Regions from separate parts of the Mus musculus genome. Here region 1 is linked to region 2. A link is a loop called in an ENCODE intact Hi-C map of the cell type or tissue named here. Cell type or tissue: heart. All regions are shown on one strand. Each heading gives the region's core, and the rest is flanking DNA. Links, peaks and the distances in the headings are about the cores only.

Region 1 (12,629 bases), core at 1,578-9,577, 280 kb after region 2:
GAGAGCATGCTTAAGGTTTGTCTTCTTGGGTCTGGGTTACCTCATTCAATGCGACTTTTCTCATTAGGAAAAGAATTCATGATTTCATTTCATAGAGTATCTGTATGTGTTTCATTATGCATTTGGCAGCGGAAGGACTTTTAGAATGTACGCATTTCTTAGCTATTATGAATAGAGTAACAGTGAACATGCCTGGGCAAGCATCTATGCAAAAGGATGTTGGAATCTTTGGGCATCTGCCAAGGAGTCGTATGGTTGGTTTACTTTTTAACGTTTTGAGAATTCTCCATACAGCCTGCATCAGTCTGCAATCCCACCAGCAGTGAGTGAGGGTTCTCTTTGCCCGAATCCTCTCCAGTATTTGTTGTTGGTTGTTTTGTTGATCTTTGCTGCTCTGATCCAGGTAAGAAGAAATCTCAAAGTTATTTTGATTTGCATTTTCCTGGTTACTAGGAATGAAGAACATATTTCGTTGCCATCCCATCTTTTTCCTTCTTTTGAGAACTCTCAATTCAAGTCCCAGGCTCATTTTTCCAATGGATCATTTGTTTTTTTTTTGTTTTTTTAAATTTGAGGTTTTTTGTATTCTGGATACTAATCCTCTGTCATTTTGTGGGCTTCCTCTTCACCTGCGTGATTGTTTCCTTATCTGGTCAGAAGTGGTTCAGTTTTATGAAGTCCCCCTTGTTAATTGTTGGCCTTAATTCTTAGGCAAATGAGACCAGACTTGCATCAGGGAGGGGCTGCATATACTTTCCCTTTCAGGTTTAGGTCTTTGATCCATTTGCAGTTAACGTTGTGCAACGTGATAGATTCAGGACTAATTTCATGCCTCATGTGGACATTCAGTTTTGCCAGCATCTTTGTCAAATATTAAATGAAGTTATGTGTACTCCTGTTTGGGCCTTTCATTTTGTTCCTTTAGTTTCCATGTCTATTTTTGAGTCAGTACTATATTGCTTTTTTTTTTTTATCATAATGAATATATCTTAAGATCTGGAATAGTAGCTCCTTCAGCTTTGTTCTTTTTGCTCAGGATTGTTTTGTCTATCTTGGGTCTTTTGTGGCTCCATATAAATTTTAGCATAAGTTTCCTTTCTTTTCCTCTTTTTTCCCCCCCTATTCTTCTCCCCCTTCTCTTCTATATAAGGACTTTGTATAACAGAACTTAGCGTATTAAATTGACATTAGTGCTGGGAAATCCCTAATTCTGTCCCTTTTTAATTTAATATCTTACTGAATAGCCTACATGTTTTTTTTCCCATTTTTATTAGGTATTTAGCTCATTTACATTTCCAATGCTATACCAAAAGTCCCCCATACCCACCCACACCCACTCCCCTACCCACCCACTCCCCCTTTTTGGCCCTGGCATTCCCCTGTACTGGGGCATATAAAGTTTGCGTGTCCAATGGGCCCCTCTTTCCAGTGATGGCCGACTAGGCCATCTTTTGATACATATGCAGCTAGAGTCAAGAGCTCCGGGGTACTGGTTAGTTCATAATGTTGTTCCACCTATAGGGTTGCAGATCCCTTTAGCTCCTTGGCTACTTTCTCTAGCTCCTCCATTGGGAGCCCTGTGATCCATCCATTAGCTGACTGTGAGCATCCACTTCTGTGTTTGCTAGGCCCCGGCATAGTCTCACAAGAGACAGCTACATCTGGGTCCTTTCAATAAAATCTTGCTAGTGTATGCAATGGTGTCAGCGTTTGTTTTTAATGAACAATATTTTGTCAAGAAAACTAGCCTGACACTGGAAGCCCCAGTTCATGAAGTGATCATGAATATTTATTTGGAGGTGGGCATGGTGTTGCATGATTTAAAACCCAACACTTAGGAGGCAGAGGCATCTCTGTGAGTTCAAGGCCACCTGTTCTACAAAAAGAGTTCCAGGACAGCCAGGGCTGTTATGCAGAGAAGCCTTGTTTCCATAAACCAATAGATAGATAGATAGATAGATAGATAGATAGATAGATAGATAGATAGAAGGTAGATAATATGTAAATAGATATTTATTTGGTAAAATGACATTCCTTTTACATAGAGGCAATATCTTTGATGAAAGCTGTTATACAGATTAACAGGTGCATTAGAGCTCAGACCAAGAACAAGCGGTTTACTTTTTGGTGGCTCTCTTTCTTGGGCTTTTGTTGTGTTTGCTTATTTTTTTTGAGCTACCTAGATATGTGTATCTAGAGAATAAATATTAAGTAGGTAGTTTGGTGTCTGCTGTGTGTGTATATGGGAGGTCAGATGATTTCACTCAAAAATAACCAGCAGCTGGGTGTGATGGTTCCGGACATCAGCCTTAAAAAGTCAAAGCAGGAAGAATACAAAATTAATAAAATCCTGACTGAAAAGGTATGTTTTTAGTAATTGAAAAGTATCTTTAATGACTCTCAGGACTTCATTTTGCCACAAGTCCTAAGGTAGAAAACAACTCAGTAAAGCTTTTGTATTCTTGAGGGATGATCACTTCCCCTTGGGGGCCTATTAGCTGCTTTCTCTTATGTAGCTGTGGGAAGTCAGTCTAAGAGGCATTCTGCCTGGATTGAAGCCACATTGGCTTCTCTCTCTCTCTCTCTCTCTCTCTCTCTCTCTCTCTCTCTCTCTCTCTCTCTCTCTCCTCTCTCTCTCTCTCCTCTCTCTCTCTCTCCCTCTCTCTCTCTCTCCCTCTCTCTCTCTCTCTCTCTCTCTCTTTCTCCATCCCCTCCCCCTCCCCCCCACCAGTTTTCTTTTGCTACCACCTGTATTACTAAATATCTGTATGCTTTCTCCTTTTGTGTTACCTCAAATAGAGCCACATGGCAGGGGTAAGCTCTCTGGATGATGTCATTTCCGCTTTTGTCTCTAGCTGCATATGTAGCAGAGGATGGCTTAGTCGGTCGGTCATCAATGGGAGGAGAGGCCCTTGGTCTTGTGAAGATCATATGCCCTAGTACAGGGGAATGCCAGGGCCAGGAAAGGGGGGGGGGGGCTTTGGAGAGCAGGGCCGGGGAGCGTATAGGGGACTTTTGGAGAGGAAACTAGGTAAGGGAATAGTATTTGAAATGTAAATGAAGAAAATATCTAATTAAAAAAGAAAGAAAGAAAGAAAAGAAAACAGGTGGGTGAGAAAACAGGCTCCATTTATTTCCATGACCAGGACTTGCTTTGTTTCCATTGTTTCCAAAAATACATTTGCTCACTTATGCATGTGTGTGTGTGTGTGTGTGTGTGTGTGTGTGTGTGTGTGTGTGTATCATCATGCTCAAGTCATCCTGCTTGATGGCAAGTGTCTTACTTAACCTGCCCAGCCATCTTGCTGGTCCATGGTCAACATGGTCGGGTCACTAACAGCACAGTTTGAAGTCACCGAGGAGAGCAGAGGGGTATTGAGACAGCCGAGAACAGTAGTTGAAGATACTCTGTTGAGAACGGAGGCTGCTATTTAAGATTAAGAACCATGCTGTGAGAGTTAGGCCATGAGTCAGGAGCACACTGGAGGACAAATAGTTCTGGGTGTTTGGATTTAGCCCTAGATTCAGATTGATTAGTCAGTAAATATCTACTAGGTTTGATTTGTTCTTGCTTGTAGAACCAGCTTTGTAGACCAGATACACACAAGGCTATAAATCAGGCAGTGTGTTTATATTAACCAGTTATAAACAAGGAATGAGGACAGCAAAGCTGAACTGACTACTCTCGTAAAATACTATACTCTGCTAACTTCCGCAGTTGGACCCCTGTCTTTCTGAAATATTATAGAACCACAATTTCTAGCTCGGATGGTTTTCCTTATTTACTATTCACTTTATTTATTATACCACTTTAGCTTCTATTATGTTCCCACTTCTGTGCTGGATCATGAGTGTTCATGGTTTCTTCCCTCCTCGAGCTTGTGCCTGGTCTTGGAGATAGAAGTGGAGGTTTGCAGTGTGAGGTGTACAGAGAGCCACATGGGAGGATAGCTAAAGGACAGGTGTTCTTTAGGGAAGTGGTGCCTTGGAGGGGAAATGGAAAAAGTGGGAGTCTAAATTCCAAAAAGCTTCCTGTAGAACCCATCAAATTAAAGGTCAATATGAACTGCTCTGTTTAAAATGGCTTGAGTCAGGGCCGACCACTGAATAGCACTTCTAGCACCTGTGTCAGGCATGGAAAAATGTCCGGAGTTGTAGCTTCAGCTCCCAAGTTCTGAGCTATGGCCCTGATCAATCAGTCTTAGGGCACACGTTCAGTAAACCATCTGTGTTTATGTGTTTTTTGGGCAACTCCTGGACCCCAACACTATAAATAAAACCAGTAGTATTTCCAGAAAGATAAAAACTAACTGATATATTTTCAGTGAAACACATGAGCAGAGAGTGGAGAAAATAATCCTACTAATCTAATTATGGTTGGTGCTGAGGACCTGTAGGGAGAAAACGGAGAGTGTTGATGTGGAAAATAGCATATAAGAAAAAGTGTGTCATAAGGAATGGGATGGTAAGCCGGGCATGGTGTGCACACCTTTAACCCCAGCACTTGGGAGGCAGAGGCAGGAGGATTTCTGAGTTCGAGGCCAGCTTGGTCTACAAAGTGAGTTCCAGGACAGCCAGGGTTACACAGAGAAACCCTGTCTCAAAAAACAAAAACAAACAAACAAACAAACAAGGAATGGGGTGGTAACCAAGAAAAGAAAGAAAAGTGTAGTGGTAGTTCCATGCTATTAGAATTGTAATGTAATAAATAATATGCAAACCCAGCAAAAATTAAAATAAAAAGTATCTTTTATTAATGGCATAAGTATAGAACTCATCAACCCAAGGAACGTTAGCAAGACATTCCAGAAAGTAGTTGAGAGGCTGTGTACAGCAGACAAAAGCGGATGTCTTTATTTTAATGTATCCTAGTCTATAGCAAATTTTTTTTCATGCTGAATTTAGGAAGCATGACTCTGTACTTCCTGAGTTGCCACTCTTTAAACTGTTAAATGTCTTTGTATGGCTCTGTTAAAGCCAGGGTTACATAAACAAATGGCCATGGAGGTCTAGGCCTGGAAAATCTGGGTCTATTCTCGATGAGTAAAATGGTTAGGGAATCCTTATATCGTTTATTTTTATTTATAATTTTATGTGTGGGTATACAGTCTTAAGTGTGTGTATGAGTTTGCGTGTGTGTCTGATATTAAGATGATTACACAACTCTATTGTTCTTATTTTTTGGGAAAAAATGAACTGTGAACTGCCTTCTGTAGGACGTTTTGTTTTGTTTTGTTTTGTTTTGTTTTGTTTTGTTTTGTCTGTCCATTCTTTCAATGGAACTCTGGCTTTAAAGATCATAAAAACACTGAGGAGCCATTAATTCCGCATTGGATAGTTGTTGTTATTATTATATGCTATGTGTTATTTTTGCACAATGCTTATTAACTGAAAGCAGTCATGGTTCTTGGGTTAAAAAAAGAGATCTGCCTGCCTCTGCCTCCCAAGTGCTGGGACTAAGGATGAGTGCCACCAAGCCTGGCACTCCTTGTCCTTTCTGTAGCTTAGGATGGCCTCAGACTCACAGTATTCCTCATGCCTCACTCTCCCAGCTTCTGCAATTTCATATGTGCTCCACCATGCTTTGAGGATTTTACTTTTTTTTTTTTCTTTTTTGGTTTGTAGCCCTTGCTGTCCTGGAACTTACTCTTCAGACCAGGCTGGCCTCGAACTCAGAAATCCGCCTGCCTCCTAAGTGCTGGGATTAAAGGCGTGTGCCACCACTGCCCGGCAGGATTTTACTCTTTAATATCATTTTCTAATTGTAAATTATGTAATTGTACTAAAGAAAAGTGGAAAAACACTGAAAATTGATCTTATCTCAATAGTATTTTATCAAAACTAGCGGCAAAGAGGCATGCATTTATGTCAGCATGAAGAAGCATAAGATTATAAATATGTCTATCCTATAAGTACATTTTGTGGCTCTAGAAAGACCTCAAGCTAAGGTTTTTAGGAATTCTCTCTTGTCGTGTTAGGAATTAAATATAGGGCCTCCTACATGTTATAAAAAATGCTTGAAGTATGTCCCTCGTTCCAAGCAAAATTTAGTTTATTTATAGTTTAGTTTTATAAGAAATTTTTATTTATTATGTAGTATTTAAGTACGAAGCTCTCTTCATGATTAACATGTAGAAAAATTAAAAATAAATTAACCAAGGTATGAATTAAAATAAATATACCTCTACTTCACAACTTGAATGTATTTAGTGCATACAGCTTTCCCCATTTGGTCTCTGACTGAACAACAGCGCTTCCCTGCTGGCAGTGACTGCCACCTAGTGGCCATTTGGTATTATTTCATGAAACTTTGGTTGTCACAGTAGCAGGTCTGATAAATGGCATTAAGTGCATAATACAGAGATGCTTCTGAGCACTCCTCAGTGCACATGTAGACCCTCACTAATAAAGACTCCTCCAGGTCACTTCTGAGTGTGTTAAGAGATTTATTAACACTTGGAGAATAGAAATCAACCCCCATTTTATGAGTAGCTTCTCTTAAAATTCTGAAAACAGATTTTGCCAAACAGCAAATAATGATTTTAAAGATTACTATTGTCAAACATAATAATCAAGTGTAACCAATTTCATGTTAGCCTCAGATACCATCAGGCTATGGTTTGAAGTTAACTTGTGTCTGATGGTTAATTCCTTCTGTATGAACCTCTTCTGATCATGTATGGATTTTGTAATTCAGATTTTAAATACCTCACTGCTCAACTTACACCAATGGAATCGTTTTCTTCAAGCATACTAGTCTTAGTGCAAGACTAGAACACAATTTTGTAAAACAGGTGATTTTCTGCTTCTGCTATCTTTGTGTCAGGAGCTCCTTTTCAATATCAACTAAGAAGATGCCAAAAGCTCAAAACAATGTTTCTTTCTTGATATTTTCTGTCAGGTGACATTTCTTCTTGGTGTCATCTGCAAATTATTGTATTTTAATCAGCGAGAACATACACTCCTAGAAGCTGGACTTCTTGTTCATCATAACGTATGTTATTGCTGAGCATGGCAGTACACGCTTGTAAACCCACTATCTAGGAGGTTAAGGTAGGAGGGTCATTCTTTACTGCACAGTGAGCGCAAGGCTACAAGAGATTCCGTGTCACAAAAATAGGGATTAATATCTGTAACAAACATAGTTACAAAATGTACGATTTGCCCTAGAATATCAGTCTCCTCTCCCATGCCGCATCTAGTGGTCAGTCTTCCACTTCTAGGTAAATGTTATATTGTTTTTCCTTTATATATATGACAAATGTGGAACCTGTTTTGCTTATGTGTTTTTCTTTACATAACATGTCCTGAAGCTCCACCTAGTTTCCTGCAAATGATAGGATGCCATTTTTTTTATAGCTGAATAATACATTACTAATATATGTTAGTATATATAATTATAAATTATATATAAATATAAAAATATGTATAGCATTTTCATTATTGGTTCATCTGTTGGAAGGCAACTAGATTGTGCTCATAGTTTAGTTATTGTGAATAGTGCCACAAATTATGGATATGCAAATATCTTTGTCCTACAGGCTGACTATAGTTCCGTTTTGGATATAACCAGAAATGGTACAATGAATGGTTTTGTCGTTCTGTTCTGTTATTGTATTAAAAAATATTTGCTAGTGTAGTGTGGCATCTGTGTGTGTTGATGACTACCACACACGTGTTAGTCAGAGACAACTTTTGGGAGCTGGTTCTCTTCTTCTCCCTCCAAGGGTCTCTCATTTTTTGCACATCTCAGGCTAGCTGACCTGTGAGCTTACAGGCGAGGAGTCTGTCTCTGCCTCCCACATTTCCAGAGGCATAAGTGATATGAAGTTATCATAAGTTCACCACCCCATGAAGGGTCAATTCATAGTCTTCTTTCTAGTCTTTTAACCATGCTAGATAATTAGCCATACACATTTTAAAGAAAAACATATTTTCATACGTACTTGACTAACATCAAATTTTCTGTTTACTTTTTTTGAGAAAGAGCCATAATGATTTACTGTGACTTATACAGAATAAACATCAGACCAATCATAGTACGTGGTTCATGAGAAAATCAGTGTATTTTGTACGATTAATGTCAACCAAAAATACTTTGCAATGATAAGGAAAATATACATAGGAAGCTGACCTTTTCAGATGAGATGCTAAAACTGACCATTAGCATCACATAAGCACCACAGTCATGGAGAGAGTATGGTGTATATTGAGACTGGAGGGATGGCTCAGAGGTTAAGAGCACTTGCTGTTCTTCCGGAAGGCTTAAGTTTGGTTCCTAGCACCCATCTCAGGCAGCTCACAGCAGTCTGTAACAACAGCTCCTCTTCTTGCCTCTGTGGGCATCTGCACATGTATGGCATGTGCATATGTGCACACACATATACACATAAAATACATATAAAAAGTATTATATAGACAGAGCAATAGACACATTGTATAGTGAATGAGACAAATTTCAGAAATTGATCCCAATATACATAGTAGTTTAATATACAAAATATATTGTTTCATTCAAAGAAAAGGAATGGAACAAATTGCTATTTATCCAAGGAAAACCAAATAGAGCTCTTGCCTTACACCGTAAATATGTCAAGATGATTAAGTGTTGGTAATTTAAAGGACACACACACACACACACATACACACACACACACACACACACACACACACACACACACACACAGCATCTATACAAGTCTACAAAGAGTCCTTGTATAGTAGATTCGGATTGAGAGTCTCTGAGAATGCCATTCTAGACAAGAGAATACTGTTTAATATGAACCTTTCCTTTTTCCATAACTAAAGCAATGGTTTAAAAATCACCTTTCATAGGGCCTGACCCAGGAAAAGTATGACCATGGAGAAGTTAGGAAAGGAATTAGAAATGCCACATGAGAATGACTCTACAGGAAGGGAGGGATATAAGGAAGATATACAGCTTTAGGCCTTCCAGAAAGCCTGACAGGGTGAAATATGGGCAGCAGTTCAAATACACAGCCCATCTGAAAACAAAAGGGCACTGATGCAGTGTTCGGCATCACAGTTCCTTGAGCCTGACTCTCCCTGGTGACTTTATAACAGTTTCCTCCCAGCCCCTGGAAAGTTCCATCAAGCTCCTTTAAAATGTATTCTATATTCTAACATTTATAACTTGAGGAGATGGAACAAATGATGTTGGTTAATAGCTCTAACACTCAATTCTAATATTCTATGCACAAGTCCAATAATTTTTCATGCTGCAAGACAGAGGAGTTTGATGAAGATGTGAGACATACAGAGATGGGAGTGATGGAAAGTAAACAGGATAAAAAGAAACCAAAGCCTTAAGACCGAGGGAGGTAGTGAGCAGATTAAAAACCACGTCTGTGTAATCTCTCTCTATTTTTAAAGAACACAAGCTAATAAATAATTTAATATTTGGTAAATGGAAATATAAGTAGAGCTATTTCTTTGTCCATTTTCAGTTCCATGCAAATGTTTCCAGAAGTCTCACAGAGCAGATTAACATTTGGGTCTGGTGAAGGAGTTACAGGGTATTGAAGGAGAATCAAATACAGTACGAGTGCAAGGCATTTTCCCCATTAGCAGTTGGTAGTTTTCAGTATAACTTTCTATTTTAATAATGTCAGTAATAATATATAACTTCTAAGTCATCAGTAGGTAACTTATGTGTTTGGTTCTAATGTTGAAGATAGTACACCAACACCAAGTATTAAAAATCTTGTTTGATTTCTTTATTTCCCATTAATTTGTTCACTTTACATCCTGATTGCTTCCCTCCCTCCTGGTCCCCCTCTCACACAGTGCCCACCCCACCCCTTCCCCTTCTCCTCTGAGAGGATGAAGCCCCCCATAATCTTTCCCCCTTACCCGGCAAATCAAGTCAATACAGGGCTAGCAGCATCCTTTCCCACTAAGGCTAGATAAGAAAACCCAGTTGAGAAAAGGTTTCCATAGACAGACAACAGCTTTAGGGACAACCCCTGCTCCTGTTGTTGGGGATCCACATGAAGACCAAGCTGCATATCTGCTACACATGTGCAGGAGACCTAGATCCAGCCCATGTATGCTCTTTGATTGGTAGTTCAGTCTCTGGGAGCCCCCAAGGGTCCAGGTTAGTTGACTCTGTAGGTCTTCCTGTGGAGTTCTCATCTGCTTTGTGGCACACAAACCTTCCAGCAATGTTTCCACAAGAGTCCTTGACCTTTGTCCAATGTTTGGCTGTGAGTCTCTGCATCTGTTTCAGTCAGCTGCTGGGTAGAGGCTCTCAGAGGACTGATATACTAGGCTCCTGTCTGCAAGCATAACAGAGTATCATTAATAGTGTCAGAGATTGGTGGTTGTCCATGGGATGAGTGTCAAATTGGGCCTGTTATTGGTTGGCCATTCCCTCAGTCTCTGTTCCATCTTTGTCTCTGCATTTCTTGTAGACAGGACAAATTTTGGGTTAAAGGTTTTGTGGTTATGTTGATGTCTTTATTCCTCTACTTGGGGTTCTGCCTGGTTACAGTGGGTAGCCTCTTCAGAATCCGTATCTCTACTGAGATGAATCTCAGCTAAAGTTACCCCCAAAGACTGCTGGGAGACTTCCCCATCCCAGGTCTCTGGTACTTCCTGGAGATGTTGCTCCCCACTCCCCAACAGCTGTAGATTCCAGTCATTCTCCTGGCTCTCTGGTCCTCTCTCTTGTTTTTCCTCACACCTGATCCCTCCCCCTCCCCCACCACTCTCCCACTCAGTTCCCTCCCTCCATCTGCCTCCTATGACTATTTTATTCCCCCTTCTAGGTGAGATTCAAGCATCCTTGCTTGCTCCTTCTTGCACAGCTTCTTTGAGTTGTTGGAATGTATCATAAGTATTCTGTACTTTTGGCTAATATCTACTCACAAGTGAGTACACATCATGCATGTCCCTTTGGGTCTGGGTCACCTTACTCAGGATGACATCTTCTAGCTCCAGTTATTTGTCTACAAAATTCATGCTGTCCTTGTTTTTAATAGCTGAATAGTATTCCATTCTGTAAATGAACCACATTTTCTGTATCCATTCTTTGGTTGAGGACATCTAGGCTGTTTTCAGCTTCTAGCTATTACAAATAAGGCTGCTATGAACATAGTAGAGCATGTGTCCTTGTGGTATGGTGGAGAATCTTTTGGGTGTATGCTCAAGAAGTATATTTGGGTATTGAGGTAGAACTATTCCAAATTTTCTGAGAAATCTACAGATTGATTTCCAGTTTGCGATCCCACCAGCATGTGCTGTCACTTGAGTTTTTGAATTTTAGCCATTCTGATAGGTGTAAGACTATCTCAGGATCATTTTGATTTTCATTTTTCAAGTGACTAATGAGTTTAAATATTTCTTTAAGTGCTTCTTGTCCATTTGAGATTCTTCTGTTGAGAATTCTGTTTAACTCTGTACCCCATTTTATAACTGGGTTATTAAGTTTGTTGGTGTCCAATTTCTTGAGTTTTTTATTTTATTTTTATTTTTTTTAACTTATATTTTGGCTATTAGCCTTCTCTTGGATGTAGGGTGAGTGAAGATCTTTTCCCAATCTGTAGGCACCTGTTTTGTCCTATTGACCTTATCCTTTGCCTTTTAATGACTGTTTTTTTTTTTTTTTTTTTTTTTTTTTTTACTTCATTTGTACTTTGTCCTGATGTTCTTGTTCTGTTTCATTCTTTGGATGAGTTCTTTTTGACCTTGTCCTTTGTTAGATTACAGGGACACAGCTTCTACCTAGGTATCTTAACCTGTAATTGTATGATTGCATATTTTTAAGCATTATGAGACAATGACCCTCTGACCCAGTAGAATTAAGGAAATTATTGTTCTAAATGATTGAGTAAATTCTTTTTTTTTTTTTAAAGATTTATTTATTCATTATATGTAAGTACACTGTAGCTGTCTTCAGACACTCCAGAAGAGGGAGTCAGATCTCGTTACGGATGGTTGTGAGCCACCATGTGGTTGCTGGGATTTGAACTCCGGACTTTTGGAAGAGCAGTCGGGTGCTCTTACCACTGAGCCATCTCACCAGCCCTTTTTTTTTTTTTTTTTTTTTTTTTGAGTAAATTCTTTCTTTAGAAATTACACCATAGGGAAAAAGTGAAAATTTCTTTCTATGGTCCCTGTTTCAAGTTTGAAAATCTTTTATTTCTTTGTGTTGGTGTGATGTTTTATGCTAAAGTTTCCTGCTAAACTATTGAAGTGCCCTCTAGTATAGAATTTGTCTAAAGGAATATGAGGATATCGGCAATATATTTTTCCTGCCAAGGTAATTCAGTGAGCTCATCTGAGACTGTTAAGTCAATTTGATTTGAAAAACAAAATGTAAACATTAAAGTAATAACTAGAATAATAACCAGGAGGCCTTTAATTCTATTTGGATGGAGGTCTAAATTTATAGTGAGAGAATGAGGCAAGAGAAGACTACAAGCAGACATCATGTACACATGTTTTTGTTACCATCCAATAAAACTGAGATCGGCCTTCCGGTCCACTGCAGCACCAGGGTCCCTGGCCCGGGGAGTCTCCGGACACCCGCAAGGACCCACACAGGATCTGCCACGGGATCCTAAGACCTCTGGTGAGTGGAACACAGCACCTGCTCCAATCCAATC
Region 2 (12,629 bases), core at 2,612-10,611:
AATATGCAACATCCTTAGTCACCAGAAGAATGCAAATCAAAATTACATTTCAGGACTGGAGAGATGGCTCACTGGTTAAGAGCACTGATTGCTCTTCCAGAGGTCCTGAGTCAATTCCCAGCAACCATATGGTGTCTCACAACCATCTGTAATGAAATCCGATTCCCTCTTCTGGTATGTCTAAATACAGCAACAGTGTACTCACATATATTAAATAAATAGATATTTTAAATAAATAAATAAATAAATAAATAAACAAACTACATTTCAACTGTCACCTGTCAGAATGGTAAGGTCAATAAAACAAATGACAGTTCATGTTGCAAAGATGCAGAGTAAGGGGAATATACGCCTATTGCTGGTAGGACTGCAAACTTCTACAGCCACCGTGGAAATCACTGTGGTGGTTCCTCAGGAAGACAGGAATCAATCTACCCCAAGATCCCGGCACCACTCCTGGGCATATACCAGAATGATGCTCCGTGCTACCCCAGAGGCACTTGCTCAACCAGATCCATTCCTGCTCTATTCATGATAGCCAGAACTTGGAAACAAACTCAACAAATGAATGTAAAAAGAAAATGTGATATGTTTATGCAATTGAATATTATTTAGCCATTAAAAATGAAATTTTATAATTTATCAGTAAATTAATGGAACTGAAAAATAAATCATCCTGAGTGAGGTAACGCAGACCCAGAAAGACAGGTATGGCATACATTGGCTAATATGTACATATTAGCTGTTAAGTCAATGATAACCAAGCTACATTTCACAGAACCACAGAGAGTACATATAGAGTAAGGGACTGGGGGGTGGGGGGGACAGATAGAGCTCCCTAGGAAAAAGAAATAAAATAGGTAGCTATGGATGGAACAGGAGGATCAAGTGGGGAGGGAAAGTGAGAAGAGGACTAGGAAGGGAATGTGGAGAAAGACGGAGAAAATTAAAGGCCATTCAAATGGTAGTGTGGAAACCTAATACAGTAGAAACTTCCTAAAATATATACATACATACATACATACATACATACATACATACATACATACATGAAGGTGACCTGAATGAAATTGCCAAATAATGAGAGACAGGACTCAAACTGGATGTTTTTTCATCAAATGAAACTTCTAGTACCTGGAATGGGTTACATCTAATTGAAATTCTGGACATAGGAGTCCAGTGGAAACCCCTAAACAAAGCCAGGCTATTGCCAAGACTGGAGGTTGCTTGCTACAAATTGCAGACGAGGCCCAACAACTCGATGAACACAAAGAAGTCAAGCTGGTGCCTACATAGAGCCTTCACGCTACCTGCTAGTGTATGTGGTATAGGAAGGTACTCTGCACACAACCGAAGGAAAAACGGAAACACCAACTAAGCAACAACCTTTGATCAAAGTCTGCCAGCACAATGGTGGCACAAAGCCTGTCGAATAACCAGCCACTCTTTGATTTGATTTCAGGCCCACTCCACAAGAGAGAAACCATAACCAAAACTGCTTGGATGACCAAGAATCTAAGATTAGATAGCCCAGGGACCTAGGGTAAAACCAAATACTACTGTCCTACTAGAAGAACGCACCAATAAAATGACTCCTAAAGACATTCTGCTGCCCCATAGATCAGTGCTCTGCTCAGCCATCATCAGAGGAGCTTCCTCCTCGAATTCTTTACTTAAAAGAGAGCTACAGAAATAGCTACCTGTCAAATTTACATACACATTTATGGGAAACATCAAGATTCTAACATCACAGAGGATTACCACAAGTTCCAAACCAACCTAGTCTTCACAGTGAGTTCCACAACAGTCAGGACCAAATGAAAAGAAGCAGTCTGAAGACAAGGACCTCATGCTCTCTGCTTCCCGATTTTGGTGACAACGTGACCAGGGACCTCTCGCTTCTGTGTTCCCGACACACTAGATTGTGCTCCCTGAAGCCCTAACTCAGAATAAACCATCCCTTCTCTTTATCAGGTATTTCACTGCAGCAAGGAGACAAGTGACTAATACAGACAGTGTCTTGATAATTTGTGCAATCTGGCCTCAGATTTACTATTCTCCAACAGCAGCCTCCCAAGTAGCTAGAATTACATCCTAGCCACCAGCCCCCGTAGAGTTCTGATGCACAGAGAAAGCATCATCAATGATGAGAAGAACACACCAGAACCTCCTGCATTGCAAGAAGCTATGAAGGTGGATTTTCTGATATTGTTTGTACTTTTTAAAAAATGTATATAAGTACACTGTAGCTGTCTTCACACACACCAGAAGAGGACATTGGATCTCATTACAGATGGTGAACCACCATGTGGTTGCTAGGAATTGAACTCCGGACCTCTGGAAGAGCAGTCAGTGCTCTTAACTGCTGAGCCACCTCTCCAGTCCCAATAATCCTATCTTTAATATATGTCATTGTGTTGGTTCAAAAGTCAGTTTTTCCTTACTTGTGAGATACCACAAGAAAGTGTCAGTCACACAGGAAGATCCTTAAGAAAATGAGCTGAACTTGTATATTTTTAATACGTTCGACCTATGTTATTTATTTTTTATTTTTGTTTAATATATTTTTGAGAATTTCACACATACATATAATCTACCTCCTCCAAACTATTTTCTTTCTTTTTTTCTTTTCTTGAGAGCTCCACAGGCTGCAATTCATGCTGCCCACATATTCATGGAACTGTCGCCTGGAGCAGAGTTGACCAACTAGTAGCCATACCCTTAAAGAAACCCCTAGAAGACACTCCCCTAGAAGCCATCAGCTGTCAACAGCTCCTCAGTCAGGAGCAGGAGCTCCTGAGCCCCTCCCATCTCCAGGCTGGAATGCTGACTGGCCTGGTTTTGCACAGGTCCTAGGCAGGCAGCCACACTGCTGAGTTCATGAGTGCAGCGGTCTCACATGCTCAGGGAACACTGTTTTGGTCACACTTCAGCCTCACCACACCCACCTCTGGCTCTTAGACTCTTTTCACCCCTCCCAGTTTTACTTTTATAAAAGAGAATCCATTCAGTATGTAGTCATTTCCAAAATGTGGGCTTGCAACATAGTGTCACTTGTTGACATCTAAGCCTCGGTACAACCAGAATTCTCAGGATGAGACCTAGTGATCAGCTTGAGTAAATTTGCTAACTTTGATGAACATTCAGGTTGGACAATCACTATGATAAGGCAACATTTGGGCTTTCATATAAACCTCACAAGAGAGCTTCATAATTCCTAGTCCAAGACCATGGAGCTTATAGCTTCTCACTATTTAGAAAACAAATATTGTGATGGTCAATCTATCTATCTATCTATCTATCTATCTATCTATCTATCTATCTATCTATCTAATCTATCTATCTTTGTCCATTAAAATGGGTCTCGAGCTGGGCGGCAATGGCGCACGCCTTTAATCCCAGCACTCGGGAGGCAGAGGCAGGTGAATTTCTGAGTTCGAGGCCAGCATGGTCTACAAAGTGAGTTCCAGGACAGCCAGGGCTACACAGAGAAACCCTGTCTCGGAAAGAAAGAGAAAGAAAGAAAGAAAGAAAGAAAGAAAGAAAGAAAGAAAGAAAGAAAGAAAGAAAGAAGAAATGGGTCTCAGTATGTAGCCTTGACTGGCGGAGAGCCTCACTAGATAGACCAGGCTGGCTCTGAACTCACAGAGATCCACCTGACTCTATGTCCCAAGTGCTGGAATTAAAGTCATGCACCACCACGTCCTGGCTGTTTGTGACAGTTCTAAAACAAAGCGTTGACCCCCTACAAATATAAGTCTCGTACAACAAACACATCTTTCTGAATTTTCTGTAATCAGGCCAACTTTTAAAATAGTTCAGCTGCCTTCTTATACTTGGAGAGTATAAGAAGTGTGAAAAAGAAGAGTGGAAAACATTGGTAGGATTTCTTAGAAAGAAATCTGCTCTTTTTCCTTTTTCTTTTGAACCAGCATCTCAATAAATTGGCCTTTTCCTAACTCTGGAGTCCAGACAGGCCTTGAATTGTCCATCCTTCTATCTAAGCCTCCAGAGTACCTGAGCTCTTAGGCCTGCATCGCCAGGTCTGACGTTCCACTTGTTATGTATTTTAAACATCTGCATCTACTACTTAGGGGTACTCACAGGACACAGAGGGATTCTAGCAGTACCTATGCTGTAAGCCCCAAGTTCCTGCCCGTTTTATTCTAGAGGTGATAGAACGATCAAAGCCCATGAGGCTCTAATGGAATTTGTTAAAGAGCTTCAAGGGTTCAGGCTTAGAGAACTCAAAATTGATGGAGCCATCCCTAAAATATACACTGCAAATTTCTACTGCCCTCCACACTCTAAGCTGTTGACCAGGTTTTCTGTAACAGACATTATCAGAAGATAATTTCCAGCCCTGCCATCACTAAACACAGCAGCTGGGATCCGTACTCTTATACTCCATCTTCCCTTGGGATACTATTGTTGGACCTCAGTTCCAGTCCCAGGCAGTTACTTCTGTTGCCACGTTAGGCCCCATGCCAGCTCACTTATCTGGAGACCAGAAACTCTAGCATGTTCTCCCATGTATCAGTTTTACCTTCTAATGTGCCATTCTCATTAGCATGAAAATGTGGTTTATTTCCACTTTTCTTTAAAAATAAGAAAAGGCCAGGCTAGACAGATGGCTCAGCACTTAAAAAGCACTCGCAGCTCTGCATGAAGGCCAGGATTCAATTCCTAGCATTCACACGGTGGCTCACAACTGTCTGTAACTCCATTCCTAGGAGACGACTCCCACTTCTAGCCTCCAAAGGGCACTTCATGCCTGCACAAACATGGTGCACAGACATCCATGCACACATAACCACTCTCCTCCTCGTCCTCTTTCCCATGTCCACACAGCTTTCTGACCACCGCAGCCCCCAAACAATTTAACAAGATACATTCTGATCTCCTTGGAACTAAACCCAGGCTCAAGCATCAGTCCTAATCTTCCTAGATCAGTCAGCCTTGCTTGAAGCAGGGGATTGCTGTCTCCTCAAGACATTCTCCTCCTGTTGCTTACAGGAAAACATGTGTTCATTAGGAGTGCAAAGATGAATATAGAATCTTTGCTTTTACTTCTTTTGGAAAGAGTTTGCTGCCAAGGAATTCTGGACTTTGTGACTTTCCCATAAATCTATCTACAGCAGTATTTCCAAGGCTTTTTATGACATGGCACACATAGAAAAATAGTAAGTTTCCAGAAGTCTGAGAATACTGCATAAGACAGAAGGAAAAGGAGCCCCACCCTCACCCCAGAACTGGGAGGAAAACACTCTCTCTCTCTCTTCCTCTCTCTCTCTCTCTCTCTCTCTCTCTCTCCCTCCCTTTCTCTCTCCCTCTCTCTCTCCCTCTCTCTCTCTCTCTCCCTCCCTCCCTCCCTCTCTCTCTCTCTCTCTCTCTCTCTCACAAACACACACACACACACACACACACACACACACACACACACACACACACATCCAGTGACTCCCTGTCTAGTCCTCGAATTTAAACTGTCTCACCGGCTTTCCTGTCCTCAGCGACAGTGCAGCCATTTAATATCCTCAGGAATAGGCCTTTCTGTCCCTGAAGGCCCAACTTTCTTCCTGGATGGTTGATAAAGCCGAGTAATATTAAGCCTCTCAATTCATGTGCTGGCACATCTCTTTTATGCTCCAAGGCACTTAGCACACTAATAAGCACCATTTTTAAAGCCAGTCAGTTGAAATCCTGCTCCTAACATTATCGCTTCAGACACAATGAGAAGTCATCTCTTCAATGAAATGAACCTTGGACTGCACTTCTTCTTTATCAGTCAAAAGAAGTGAAATACAGGTCACTTAATAAGAGCTGCCTAAAACTTTGTTTCTTCACACATTCCTTCGACAGGAGTTCTGGAGTTCTTCCTGATATTTAACCCACTGTGAGCACTTGTGTTTTAAACCTACTGCTTCTGGTTGCTACATCTGGTGTTCATGTCCAGTTTATGTGTCCCAAATTCAAGTCTGTCACACTCACACTCACCTTCCCCCTCCCCCAACTCCACTTTTATCCCCCACCCAACCCCCATTCCTGCCCTCCACTCCTCCTTCTCCCTCCAACCTCCCCCTCCCTTCCTTTTAAGCAATTCTATTTTTTCTTTTCTTTCTCCCTTACCTTCTCAACCCCCCCCCCTTTTATAAAATTGCCACAAGAGGGCAGCAGTTTCACACATATGAAAGATGCTCAGGCATTGAGGGCTGTTTGAAAAAGCAAAAGGATTATACAGTTAAAAAAGGGCTGGTGGTCGCACACGCCTTTAATCCCAGCACTTGGGAGGCAGAGGGAGGCAGATTTCTGAGTTCAAGGCCAAGCCTGTTCTACAAAGTGAGTTACAGGACAGCCAGGGATATACAGAGAAACCCTGTCTCGAAAAACAAACAAACAAACAAACAAAAAAAAAACCAAACAAACAAAAAAGTAAAAGACACAAAGTTGGGTGGGTGGGTGGGTGGGTAAGGAGGGGTGGGTCTAGAAGGGGTTGGGGGAGTGAATATGATCAAAATACAACATATGGAATTCTCGAAGAACTAATACATTTTTAAAAGAATAGCCCTGATAAAAATGTTACTACTGATGGCCTAGCAATTTCTATGGATGAAGAATGGTTTCAGTGGGAGAAGCAGGGAATGAGAGAGGGCAATGAGACAGGAAGACAAAATTCATTTGTTATGTGTGTAAAAATGTCAGAATTTTTCATTGAAAAACATGTAATTGAATTTTTATAGTCAAAGTCCAAAATTCATTAGGCAGAAGAATTTTGCAATGATAAAAATTATATACATATATTACTATACTGTTATCCAATGCAATGATGTGTACAGATATATTTCTAGAATGTTATCCAAAATGTATTTTGCCTTCTACCTTATACTTACCTTAAGTATTTCAACACTATGAATAGTTTTGATAATTAATTTCTTCAGTGGGGAAAAAGGTTCAACAATTCAGCATCTTGTTCTACGTGCACTTCATAATTTTGTTAGCAATGATGAACCCTAAATGAAAAAGAAAACTATGCAGAAGTGTGTGTGATGAGCGGAACTGACCTGTTTGTGTTTCTTCCAGATACTGGCCAAGAAGAGGGGAGGTAGCTCCAAACAGAGAGTAGCGCCAAACCTTGGACCAAATCTGAGTGTAATTTCTTGAGCCAGGATGGAAGGGGAGTCTTATCACAATGAAACCACTGTCAACGGCACCCCAGTAAATCACCAGGCTTTGGAACGCCATGGACTGTGGGAAGTCATTACTATTGCAGCTGTGACCGCTGTGGTCAGTCTGATGACCATTGTCGGCAATGTCTTGGTCATGATCTCCTTCAAAGTCAACAGTCAGCTCAAGACAGTTAACAACTATTACCTGCTCAGCTTGGCCTGTGCAGACCTCATCATTGGCATCTTCTCCATGAACCTCTACACGACCTACATCCTCATGGGACGCTGGGTTCTCGGGAGTCTGGCCTGTGACCTTTGGCTTGCACTCGACTATGTAGCCAGCAACGCTTCTGTCATGAACCTTCTGGTGATTAGCTTTGATCGTTACTTTTCCATCACAAGACCACTGACATACCGAGCCAAGCGTACCCCAAAGAGGGCTGGCATCATGATCGGCTTGGCATGGCTGGTCTCCTTCATCCTCTGGGCGCCAGCCATCCTCTGCTGGCAGTACTTGGTCGGGAAGCGGACAGTACCACCTGATGAGTGCCAGATCCAGTTCCTCTCTGAGCCCACCATCACTTTTGGGACCGCCATTGCCGCTTTCTATATCCCTGTCTCCGTCATGACCATACTCTACTGCCGGATCTACCGGGAAACAGAGAAACGAACCAAGGACCTGGCTGACCTCCAAGGTTCCGATTCTGTGGCAGAAGTCAAGAAGAGAAAACCGGCTCACAGGACCCTGCTCAGATCTTTCTTTAGCTGCCCTAGACCCAGCCTGGCCCAGAGAGTACGGAACCAGGCCTCCTGGTCATCCTCCCGTAGAAGCACCTCAACAACGGGAAAGCCAACCCAGGCCACTGATCTAAGTGCTGACTGGGAAAAGGCTGAGCAGGTTACCAACTGTAGCAGCTGCCCCTCTTCAGAGGACGAAGCCAAGGCCACCACTGACCCTGTCTTTCAAGTGGTCTGCAAGAATGAGGCCAAGGAAAGCCCGGGGAAGGAATTCAATACCCAAGAGACCAAGGAAACGTTTGTGAGCCCTCGGACTGAAAACAATGACTATGACACTCCCAAGTACTTCCTGTCTCCAGGTGCTGCTCACAGACTCAAGAGTCAGAAGTGTGTTGCCTATAAGTTCCGATTGGTGGTAAAAGCTGACGGGACCCAGGAGACAAACAATGGCTGTCGTAAGGTGAAAATCATGCCCTGTTCCTTCCCAGTGTCCAAAGACCCTTCAACAAAAGGCCTGGATCCCCACCTCAGCCATCAAATGACCAAACGAAAGAGAATGGTCCTAGTCAAAGAGAGGAAAGCGGCGCAGACCTTGAGCGCCATTCTCCTGGCCTTCATCATCACATGGACTCCTTATAACATCATGGTCCTGGTTTCCACCTTCTGTGACAAGTGTGTCCCTGTCACCCTGTGGCACTTGGGTTACTGGCTGTGCTATGTCAACAGCACCATCAACCCCATCTGTTACGCTCTCTGCAACAGAACCTTCAGGAAGACCTTTAAGCTGCTGCTTCTCTGCCGGTGGAAAAAGAAAAAAGTAGAAGAGAAATTGTATTGGCAAGGCAACAGCAAGCTACCCTGAATCCTTAGCAACTCCTCTGGAAAGAACAATGATCACAGTCTGGTTTGCTTGTTAAAGGAATGTCATCTGCCATTCTGAGTCCCTGAAGGCTTGTCAAGGTGCAAGGTCTGTTGTCAAACAAAGAGTCACACATGCACCTGCCTGTGAGGTGAGTCTTGTCCATTACCAAGGCCACCCAATGCCTCTAGAATTTGCCAGTGAATCAGAGAGACAGACTCAGGGCCCTTCTCTGGAAGTACACTTGAGTCACCATGGACAATAACTTCAGGAATTGATCTGTGAAGAACAGCAGGGACCAGGTGGAAATCTTCCCCTGCTACATTCTGTCATAGAGTGTTGTGTAACATGTATGTGGCCATATGAAGTTTTCTTATATCAGCAAGAATCAGGAGCGTGTAAGCCAGTTGCACCTCCAGATAAAAGTGTTATTCACCTGGCTTCTAAGAATATCACTCTTTGTAATGCAATCCACATTTATTACACAGCGATCATGTGCATTGTACTGTGGCATGTTTTTCTGATCATACACAGAAAGAATGCTCTTCCTCTTCCTTTCGTAACTATGACAACTCCTGCACCCATTGAAACCATGGTGATTCCCCAAACCATCATTCTCTCAGTATCTTGAGTCAAGAAGGATGCTAACATTGGCTTACTTGTACACTTGGTCTCCTAGAGGGGCCTTTATTCTGCTAATAATGATGATACATTATCACACATAGTTATTTTCATGCTTACCAATGGGGTAACTATTTTGCTAAACAAATATTGTGTATCATTTCTGGTGTCCATTTGGATTCACTTATTAAGTACATTGTGTTCTCAGGAGAAACTAGTTGTATAATAGTCCTGCCCAGGATTCTCTCCAGGATGTTGAATGCTTGTTCATTTATGTTGTTTTCAGGGTGTTGCTTTCTAATTTCTTCTCAAGACAAACCAAACACAAAACGTGGAAAACAAATAGGATTCTTCCCATGCTTTTAAAATGTCTTTAAGAGCCTTTTAAGTCCCTAACCCCCTCACCCAGAACCCTAACTCACATTCAGATATACACAGGTCACTGTCCTGTGTGGGATAGGTGTGCTACTTGGACAAACAGGAGGGGGATGTCTTCTTCTTCTTCTTTATAGGTCTTTTATATTTGAAAATAAAATGACTTCCTTGTTGAGACCTATCCAAATTCACCCAAAAGTGAGAAGCTCATAAAAGTACGCTTGAGGGTTCAGTGCAGCTGGCCATGGTCCTTAAACATGGAAGCTTCACTATGGGGAGCCCAGTGATGTCATCCCCCCCCCCTTTTTTGGTTTTTGAGACAGGGTTTCTCTGTATAGCCCTGGCTGTCCTGGAACTCACCCTGTAGACCAGGCTGGCCTCGAACTCAGAAATCCACCTGCCTCTGCCTCCCGAGTGCTGGGATTAAAGGCGTGTGCCACCACTGCCCAGCTAGTGATGTCATTCTTGCCACACATGCAGGAGGCACTGGATTCAACCCACAGCACCAATGCAAACATATAAGTTTCAGCTTTAAAAAAGAAGTGTAAGCTATAATGATATAAAAACAAAATTACAGACATACATTTGTATGCTGGAATTACTTAAAAACAGAATTTAACTGAACTATCCAAGTATTTTTATATAAACCAACTGGAAGTGCAGTGGTGCTCAGTAGAAAGCGCTTACCTGGCACGCTCAAAGCCCTGCTGCATTTGAGTTTAAGAGACAGACAGGACTGGGGAAAGGTGAACTCAGATGCTTCTTTGATGATTCTGAAAATAATACATGTCCAAGAAAATTAAAGCTATGAAATAATAAGTCAAGTTAGTGAAAGATACAGGGTAAAAGCAGGGCAATGGTTCACGAACAACTGACAGGTGGAAACTCCTGCCGGAAACTTTATAGCTAAATCTGCTGATATCTTTTGATGCTGTGTTAAAAGATTCTCTACACTTTAGCTGGGTGTGGTGGAACATACCTGTAATCCCAGCACTTGAGTGGTAGAGACAGCTTTGTCTCTAGCAAGATCCTATTTCAAAAAGAAAAAAAAAATTCTGGATTTCATTTCACTCAATGGAAGCCAGCTCTCTTTTAACCCCATTTTCTAAGATGATGGAAAAAAGAATTGACCTGGTTTCCTGAGAATCAGGTGTGTATCTGAGTTCTTCCTTTGATCCAAAAGAACGGAGTTACATACCAAGGAGGCTTCAGGATGGGAGACTCTTGGACAGGACAAGGCTAGTCCAGATGGCCCTCTATCCTATCCCTGCAGAATCTCATGTTGAGGAGAAACATGTTCGATGCACCTAGTTGTGGAGCCCTGGTGAAGAGCAGGTTGACACCTGCCAAGAACTTAGTAGAAATACTAATTGGCTCAAATCTCCGAGACAGAGGTTCCCAGGCCTACATGATACCAGAAGGGTGTGGCTTTACTTAAAAACCTGCTCTACCAGCTCCACACATGCTTGATTCTTTTCCTTTAAAGTCTTGGCTGCTGGCAGAATCCGAAATCTCTCCATGAAAATGGCATTTTTAACGCTGTGCTGAGTACTCGGCATTCACAACAGAGAGGTAAGCCAGTTAGAGCAAACTTACCCAGAACTGGAATGGGGAGCGTCTTGCTCCTCGAGACACACGGAACACTCTACTGTCACACAGAACCAACCCTTTTCACTTATCTTTTGAGAAATTGATCTTTATCATTGATTTTGGAAAGCATTCATGTGTACAGGGCTCCTCATGTCCATTAGCATAGACAAAGCACACCCCCAAACTACCTGAGAAAACAAAGGTTTCCTAGAGTCAGGCTGTTGAGTGGGTCCTTCTGAACGCAGACATCCAATTGTAAAGTACAGGGACTGGGAAGTGGGTGGGGCACAAGCTGACCAGACCCTAGGCCTGGGCCCCTGCGTCCTTAGCTGTGTCTGTGATGAACTATTTCCAGCTTTAACTAGCTATTTGTTGAATGATACATGCTGTCAATAATGTGCTTTGTTTCTCCTTGGCTGTGCATTTGGTGACAAGTCCCAGAATCTTGGTTTTCCATTCATGTTTTGGCAAAACAAAGCCCGTCATCAGTGGGCCTCTGCTTTGACCCTCTGGTGAGAGTCCTCTGAGGATAATGCTGTCCGTTCTTTGTAATTGTTAAATCTGTACCTGAACCCCTGGGTTTGGGTATATGGGTGTTTACTGTAAATATCCAAATCACAGGAAAGTATACTGTACTTGTGTCGTTCTGGATACTAAAGAAATGTAACCACACAGTGATTCCATGGAAAGTGTTAAAACTGGAGAATGCTCTCTGGTTAGCATGATGGACCCATCTGTATCAGGGTCCTACCCAGCTCTGCATGGCCTTCCCCTTTAAGATAGGATAAAACTATGGAATACACATCTTGCTACTTTCTGTGATTTGCCATTTCAGTTACCAATGACCACATTAAGATTAAATAATGATGATTTTAAAAGTCTATGGCTAAAATTCTTCCTTTCTCCTGTAGCACAAGGGCTAGGGACAGACCTAGAAACACAACTCTTCTTCTCAGACAGAGACCCTGCACCAAAGGCAACAGCTCCACTTTGTCACGTCATTTCACCACCACTGAAAGTGATTTTAATCGCCAGCTTCCTCTTGTCAGTTCATCAGTGAGGTTCAACATTATGCAAGCTCTCCGCTGATTTAAGAAAATCTAGATGAGTGGGTGAGTGTTAGGAATAGAGCCAGAAGCACATTTTTAAAAGAACAAACTCCTTTGAAGTTAATTTTGAACTTATATAAAAGCTGAATAAGTACTACAAACAAATTTTTACCCTTCATCTACTTTACAAACGCATTAAAATTTTGTCCCATTAATGGGCACTCTCTCATT

The links. Hi-C counts contacts between places; a loop is a spot of excess contacts. Peaks named below come from ENCODE experiments on the same cell type or tissue, not always from the same donor. Only the 100,000 strongest peaks of a DNase experiment are listed, where the experiment ranks them.
Region 1: it touches region 2 in a loop (10-fold over the local background); 10 of 42 quality-filtered maps call a loop at or near these places.

Annotation. Positions count from the first base shown.
Region 1 is chr2:112,190,720-112,203,348 of GRCm38, reverse strand. No RefSeq gene overlaps it. Among named protein-coding and RNA genes, the nearest start is that of Olfr1318, 41 kb to the right of the region's middle. In heart, for the core only: no CTCF peak of the experiment used is centred there; no DNase peak of the experiment used is centred there.
Region 2 is chr2:112,475,308-112,487,936 of GRCm38, reverse strand. Chrm5 (cholinergic receptor, muscarinic 5) reads left to right here and starts at 7,120. Exons shown (of 1, transcript NM_205783.2): 1 at 7,120-8,865. The coding sequence starts at 7,168. The coding sequence ends at 8,766. In heart, for the core only: CTCF peaks have their summits at 5,951 and 6,169 (motif pointing right); a DNase peak (open chromatin) is centred at 2,836.